Regions from separate parts of the Mus musculus genome. Here regions 2 and 3 are each linked to region 1. The links are chromatin loops, found by intact Hi-C in ENCODE. Cell type or tissue: heart. All regions are shown on one strand.

Region 1 (2,500 bases):
TTTTGCAAGGGAGGAAGTGGGGACCAGTAGAGATGTCAGGGGAAACCTCACAGAGGAAGCAGCACTAAGCTATGCCCTGAAGAACCGAGTTACAGGTGTCTTGGAGGCAGAGGTGAAGAACACAGTCCCAAGTCTTTAAAAACAGATGAATGCATGCCTGAACTTAAGTTGAAAGCCAGCCTGGGCTGCACTGTAAGAGCTTGGCTCAAAACTCAAATGAAACAATGGAATCCTGCCTTGTTGAAAGAAACAGAAATGTCCAGTTGAGTGTATCTTGAGTGTGGTGTGCCTGTGACTAAAGGCAGGCAGGAGGCAGACTGTGTAAGTAAAAGCAAGAGGCTGTTTTATCCTAAGTGTCAAAACCACTACCTGGTAATCTGAAAAAATCACTCTGTTTGTGCAAAACTAGGAAAGTCCCTATGAAAGCAATTACAAATCAAGAGGAAATGACAGTGGCCTGAAGGAGTGTGGTGACAAGCAAAGGAACTTCAGGGTAATTTTCACAATACTGGACAAGAGTGGCAGGTGAACAGGATGTGACGAGGGAAGGAAGAGGGTCTCCATCTTTGGGTTTGAGTCACTAATGTGAAAGCGGTGTCCTTTGTGTGAGGCTCAGGGCAAAAATATGAAGCTTTCACCTTCTACTTGGGGAGCGGGCACATTCGGGAGGGAGTGGGTTCTTTTCTAATTCTCTTTCTTCATTTAAAAGTTCCAAAGGAAGGACAGAAAAGAACGGAAATGTTCAATTTTAGGAGACCCTTCCACTTGAGATAAACTGGAGAACAGAATCCTCTTTACCGAGCATCGGCCGTCCCCAAGATCTCAATGATGGGGCACAAGACAACGTTGGCGAAGCCATCTTAATCCCATCTCGTGCTCCTCCTGGCAGTTAGGCCCACTGCTCCATAAATTGTCACTATCGTAAACGCTCACAAGCATCTCCCCTCACGCTACAACGCTTAATGCATATAGCTATATATCTATATATTTATATATCTTAACAAGCAATGCGACTATAACCCTTGCCTTCAAGGCTAGTGGTTTCGCAGGAATGGTACCTTTGGAAAGCTCGTGGCTGCCCCCGTACTTATTTGCGCCTTCTTCATATCCACTTAAGTGACAACTCTAGTCCCTAGGCTGCGGGGTCTACTGAGGAGCAGGAGCCGTTGGGTCGGTCAGTTGGCAAGCTCTCCTCACATCTCTCTTGCGAGACGCGGACCGGCTCCTGGCGCCTCCGTCCTCGCAGAACCGCAGCGAACGAGTCTGGGAGGGGGTCGGGAAAGGAAAAGACGCAAGAGAGATTAAGTAATTGGTTCGCAAAGGAAAAAAGATGATATTTGGGGTCGACTATGAAGCACCGGTTTCAAACGCCCGCCCCCTAAGCTGCCTTGGCTCCGCCCCTAGGCAACGTCATTCCATCTTTTTCCCGTGTCTTTGCTGATTGGTCACTGCGTCAGCCTGTGAGAGACGGTTTAAAAAAAAAAAAAAAAAAAACACACACACAACTCCGGAATTGCTTCCGGGTGTGGAGTTCGCATCTTCTCCACAGCCATTGGAAGTGCGAAGGTTTTGCTTCCGGGTCTCAACCGAGCCCCTGGTGTAAAAACTGGAAGCTCTGCATTTTGTTTCCGGTCTTGGGCCTGGCGCCCCCGGCGCCGAGATTTCTGGGAGCTAAGGGTCGCATTGGTTCATGAGTGAGTTTCGGAAGGTGCTGCGTAGGACCCCCGCCAGAGTGAGCAGCCGGGCATGGTGGTTTGTGGTTCTTGTGTGGGTGGCACCGGGGAGCCGAGTCGCCGCCGCAGCCCGTGACGATCGTACAGGCCGCGGTGCAGGGATGGTGGTCCGGAGCTGAAGCCGAGCCCGGGGCGGTCACCGGTGCAGCGCCTCAGACACTGAGAAAAGCAAAGGAGGGTGGGATGGGGAGAAACTCCCACTTCACACACGATCTGTGTGAGCAGCTGCTTAAGCTAACGGAGATTTAGTAGCCCTGCAGTTAGGCTGCAATTCTTATTTGACAGCTAAAAATGGCAAAGGTTCTCTTGTAGCCTAGGCTAGCTTCGAACTCCCGATTCTTTTGCTTTCACCTCCCAAGCTCTGGAATCACAGGAGTACCCCCATCATACCCAGTTCAGGATGGGTTCTTGATACTTGGTTGGGTGGAGTTCCGATTTTCTGAGCATCGCGGAAGTTACAGCCTTGATAAATGTTGTGGTAACTGCTTTAGAAGAAAATTGAGTCAACAAGATTCTGGGGTAATGGTTGCCCATGTAAATGTCACTGGGGACTTTAAACAAATTTTAACATAATAAGTTTGACTGTGACTTTAAAAGAAATTTGTTTTTTATTGGGTTCTTTGCTGTAGTGTGAGGTTTCTGGTAGAACAGCAAATCTTGGCCGGACAGTTACATTGTGAGATCCTATAATTAAAAAAAAAAAAAAAAAAGAATAAATTTTTTTTAAAAAAGAATAAAATAAAATCTCAGAGAAGCTAGTGCTAGTG
Region 2 (2,500 bases), 140 kb before region 1:
CCCAGCAGATGCTACCACCGAGAGGGAGAAATTTCAGCAGAGCAGTCACCGGCTCACTGCTAGAGTAGGAGAGGAAGAAAAGGAGACGCTGAGACCGGACAACAATACTCAGACCTAGTTTGCCTTAACTCTCCAAGAGTATTGGGAGACACGAGATACCGTTTCTTTCAGCATTTAATGTCATCCTCTTCTTCCTTATTTATAATTTTCATAAGAAGCCTGGGTCATGCCAGGTGTTTCCCTCTGAGTCGGAGCGCAGTCCTAAAGTTAGCAGACGCAGGGAAGCACACCTGTATAGTTGCAGACGCACATGGAGCACGGCATTGAGCCTGCCCTGAACATTTCTTTTAGATCAAATTTAAAGCGTGCCATACTCTTTTGCAGAAAAATACACACCTGCTGGGTAAACATAACACAGTAGCTGACAAGGAACAGAAACCTGCTGTTTAAAAGAGAAAATCAAAATTCACCACAATGGACATTACTAGGTTTTTAAGTTCTAGAACTCCCCGGAATTGTCTAAAGTAACCTTGTAGCCAATCCGCTTGAAGACACTAAAAACAATCTGAAACAAGCCACCTACGGTGCCAAAAGCAGTGTCAAAGAGGAGTGAGAGGGTGCCACCCAGGCCCACAGCAATGTCCTTGCACACAATGGGAATGGCCCCCACAGTATACACAGGGAAAGTGGCTACATCCACAAGGACTCGGAGAGGGATGCTCAGAGCTCGGCAGACAGCCTTCAGCAGACAGCAGAGGATCCGGAGGAAGGCCCGGATGACTTTGGCCACAACCTTGAGCACTTTCCAGGGAATGCTCACCAGCTCTTGTCCAATGGCCACGAGGTATGAGACAGTGGCTTCGCCTAGATGGTATAGGCAACTCTCAACAGTGTTTATTGCCTGCTTGGCAACCAACCAAAGGAGATGGACTATATTCCTTAAGACCGCTGTAACAAGGTAATAAATTAACTGGAAAAGCTTAATGAATGGGGTAGCAAGGAAACCCAGGACTTGTCCCAGAAAACTGCTCCCTCCCTCTGGTGGTGCTTCTGGGGACAGCAGGGCAGACCTCTGGCTTTGGGTGCTGGCGAGGGGACTCATTCTCTCTTGAGACTGCAGAGACCGCTCCTCATCTTGGACTTGGTTGACCACTTCCAGAATCTTCTTCATCTTCTCTGTATCTTGCTCCATCTCACCACAGTTGTCCTGGAACAGTTGAGGCTTATGAGGAAGCAGCTTCTCAAGGTCTCTCAGCATCACATCTTCTATGACATCAATGTCCTGGGTGTGCTTGATGAAGCCCATGGCCCAGCCTTCTCCAGGGACTGCACAGCAAGCTGCCAGCCAGACGAATTCAGGGATAGTCACTTTGCCCTTAACTCTGTGCTCTGAGGGAACAGCCCCCGTGAGGATATACAGGTCTTTGCCTTCACTGCAGTGTGGGATCAAGGCTCGGTCCATGAGGCTGTTGAGATTCATGTGCCATCGTTCCCGGAAAGACTGGGTCATTGGAACTGAATTTGTGAGCGGGAATGTGGCCATCTGGAGGTCACTGTTAAGAGGAAATGGGTACAGCTGTCCGATTTCATAGTCAGAGTCAATGTAGTCTGCATTCAAGGCTTGCTTGCTTCCCAGATTGTCCACTGAGGTGAGAGCGTTGGCCTCGTCAATGACCTCCTCGAGGTTGCTGTCAGGGTCATCAATCTGAAAGAAAGAAGGCAGCGCTGAGATTAGGCCCTGCTCACAGAGGTGGGAGAGTCACCTGAACCACCGCCAAAGCTCCAGGGGCATCCTACCCTTCCATCACATCTTACCCTTGGGTTCTCAAGACATGTTTCTTAGACCTATGCGTGCACGTGCACACACACCATTCTAGTATCCCTCAATGCTGGTATTTAAAGTCCTCAAATAGGATGCATCCTGCTTCATGTTCTATGCCTGCCCCACCTTTTACAGTCCTGATGACTCTTCTCAATGTATGTATATACATGCAGGTACATGTAGGGTGTATGTGCATACAAGCACATGCATGTGATATCAGAGGATAACCTTGAGTGCCATTCCTCAAGAGCAAAAATCCACCTTAATTTAAAAAAATTAACTTACAACAAATTAGGTTTCTTTTTTTAAAAAAAAATGGTTTTGTTGTTCCTCTTCTAGGCCTTGGATTTGTTTGTTTGTTCGTTTGTTTGTTTTAAACTTAAACAAAAAGTTTCATGTTATGCTATGTATTTCTGAGGAGTTATATGCAGTGTGTACAGATGCACACAAAAGCCAAAAGAGATCACCATCATATCCCCTGCAACTGTGTTTACAGGAGGCCAGACACTGCTGGTGATGGTGCTGGAAACAGAGTGTGGGTCCTCTGGAAGAGCCACCCTTCCATCGTGCCAACCTTGTTTATTGAGACGGAGTTTCTCATTCACCTGGGGTTCACTAACCAGGCTGACTGGCCATCAAGCCTCAGGAATTTGCCTGTCTCTATCTCCCTTGCCCTGG
Region 3 (2,500 bases), 120 kb before region 1:
CTGAGGGAAAGTAAGTTTAGATCGGCACATATCTTCCCTATATGCACAAGCTAAGAACTCTTTCTACTGGCCTGAGCTCAGAGATCCTTACAGCAGGACGCTGGACACAGGAGGATGTGAGAAGGTAATATTGGTGCAGACTGCCTGAAACCTGCCTGGCCAATGGTAGCTGGAAATATGACCAAGGTACAATCCATACTTTCAGGTGGAGACACCTGAAAGCCAGAAGCTTTGTATTGGTGGCCGGCAGGAACCAAGGGCTCTGGGACACACAGGGCTGGAAGGCTGGGGAGAAGTCAGAGAGGCAGGACAGGGTGTCTTACTGCGGAGACCTGGCAGAGGAGAGCCAGTCAGCAGTTTCTGTATGGCCCATGGAAGGCTTTCTCGGTGTTTGATCCCTGCCGCCAGACAGACCCAACACTGTGAAAGGTCACTTGATTGCAATGGTCTGATAATCTACAGATACGAAGATTCAGGAAAAACTGGTTTGTCCTTTCTGCGTGGGTACTACCCCCACTGAGCTTCCCAAAGTCCTTGCACTGTCAGAAGCTTTCCCCTAGCAGAAAGGGCAGTGATTTTCTAGCCTCAAGACCAGCTCACTCATCTCACCAGCTGGGTGGTCTTCTGCAAGCTCCTTCACCCCTCCTTGTCTGGAGCTGCTTCCTGTAAAGTGGGGTGAACTTGCCCACCGCCCAAATGTTGCTGAGGGGATGTGGGCGGGCCTGGGAAGCTTGTGCTTCCCGCGGATCTGCCCGGTCTTGGCCACCAAGGGCTGTCTCCCAGTTCATGTTCTCTACTACCCAGGAAACCAACCAGACACTGCAGACGTCTGAGCCCAAGAGGAGGGAGGGCCATCTCCTCGGGGAACCTCCCGCCCCTGCGGCTTAAGTGGAGACTCCCACCCAGGCAAGGCAGGCTGCAGTTTGGGGATGGGGAGACGCTGGGGGGTAGATCTGAACTTCAGATCCCGGTTCTCCCGAGTCCTGCTTACCTGCGGCTCCAGCAGCCCGCGCTGCTCGGCACTGCGGGACGCCGGGCGCGCAGCGCGAAACGCGGAGAACACGGGGATGCGGTGGCCAGGACTGTACAGAGTGGCGAAGCGCTCGGAGCCCGCGAAGCGTTGACAGATCCTCACGTGCGCTTCGGTCGCCAGCCCGGCGGGTGGGGTCCCCTTGTAGAAGAAACGGTCGCATTCGCCGAAGCCCGCTTGCTGCGGGAGCAGCAGCCGGGCCTGCAACAGCCCTGCCAGGGCCAGGAGGCCGCCCAGCGCCAGCCAGCGCGCACAGCCCATGGCGGCCTCTGCGCGGCCGGGCGCCGCTAGAGCAGGGAAGTCCGCGGTGAGCCTCTCTGGCGGGGCGGCTCTGGGCCAAGGCCGCGCCCCTTCTCCGCCTCCACCCCGAAGATGGCTGCAGTGCTCAGCCGCGGCTTTCTGCGGCTGCACCCACCCCTGGAGACCGGACACCTGCCGCGGCGCTGCTGTGTGCCAGAGCTCCCCCTCCGCGCTGGACTGGCTTAGCCCAAGGGGCTGTCCCCAGGGCTGGCGCTGAGAAGTCGGACCTTGCGTGCACCAGGTTCCTCCGGGATGGGGAGATGTCCACAGAGGAGACGGTGCCTACCCTTCCGCATCAGACCCCAGTTAAGAAACCCTGTTAAAGCCGGGTTTTTGGTAGAGGCAGGGGGATCCGTAAGACCCTGCTAAATAAATAAATAAATAAATAAATAAATAAATAAATAAATAAATAAATAAATAAATAAATACTGATAAAGGAAGTTCTTAGGCAGACAGCACAGCCCGGCCGTGGTTTACTTGGTATGAGCATTAGATATCAAACCGAAACTCAGAAGGGAACAAGACAGCCAACACCCTGTATTCATCCCACTGCTCACATGCCTCTGCACACCCCCACCTTGAATTAGTAGAGTGATAACCGACAAGAGCAGGATCTCTGTTTGGTGAGCCTAGTATTAATTAAAAAACAAGCAAACAAACAAACAAACAAACAAAACATGCTGTTTACGGAATCACTGAAAACCCAGTGTTAATCCACTGCGTGACTCCTACAGGGTTTTAGGATACAGTGAAGGAAGTTGGCCTGAAAAGATGATATCTGAACTGACACCCTGAGGAAGGCAGCCCCAAGCTGGACTTTCCCAGAGGGGAAAAGAATGTGGGAGGGACTTGAGACAGGCTGGTGGAATAAAGAGCAGAGGAATCTGGCTGGGATGTGAGCAGAGTGATTGACTAGGATTAAGAAGCCCAGCCCCGGTTCCCACTCCCAGTAAATAACTAGCTGTGGTGGTGTGCACAGGGACCAGGAGTTCAAAGGCAGAATGGGCTTCTTGGACCCTGACTCAAACTGAAGTAATTAATTTAGTTTAAAAATAAAACTGAGGTCTGGAGCAACAGTATACATTAGGTTAGGGAACTGAGAAGGGCGACTTAGGCTCGTAATTCCGGGACAGAGGTTAAGACCAGCCTGGACTACAAATCAAGACCGTT

What was found. Peaks named below come from ENCODE experiments on the same cell type or tissue, not always from the same donor. Only the 100,000 strongest peaks of a DNase experiment are listed, where the experiment ranks them.
Region 2: a loop joins it to region 1, with 2.4 times the contacts of the local background. A loop is called at or near these places in 4 of 42 quality-filtered maps.
Region 3: it touches region 1 in a loop (2.4-fold over the local background); 12 of 42 quality-filtered maps call a loop at or near these places.

Annotation. Positions count from the first base shown.
Region 1 is chr9:14,499,050-14,501,549 of GRCm38, forward strand. Kdm4d (lysine (K)-specific demethylase 4D) reads right to left here and starts at 1,433. Exons shown (of 2, transcript NM_173433.2): 1 at 1,059-1,433. It overlaps Cwc15 (CWC15 spliceosome-associated protein), which reads left to right and starts at 1,570. Exons shown (of 7, transcript NM_023153.3): 1 at 1,570-1,732. In heart, no CTCF peak of the experiment used is centred here; a DNase peak (open chromatin) is centred at 1,522; H3K4me3 peaks cover 2,188 bases; H3K27ac peaks cover 1,242 bases.
Region 2 is chr9:14,356,183-14,358,682 of GRCm38, forward strand. It overlaps Endod1 (endonuclease domain containing 1), which reads right to left. Exons shown (of 2, transcript NM_028013.3): 2 at 1-1,705. The coding sequence ends at 500. Among named protein-coding and RNA genes, the nearest start is that of Gm34156, 12 kb to the right of the region's middle. In heart, a CTCF peak has its summit at 1,021 (motif pointing left); no DNase peak of the experiment used is centred here.
Region 3 is chr9:14,379,680-14,382,179 of GRCm38, forward strand. It overlaps Endod1 (endonuclease domain containing 1), which reads right to left and starts at 1,563. Exons shown (of 2, transcript NM_028013.3): 1 at 992-1,563. The coding sequence starts at 1,291. In heart, a CTCF peak has its summit at 1,364; DNase peaks (open chromatin) are centred at 852, 1,422 and 2,202; H3K4me3 peaks cover 2,444 bases; H3K27ac peaks cover 1,862 bases.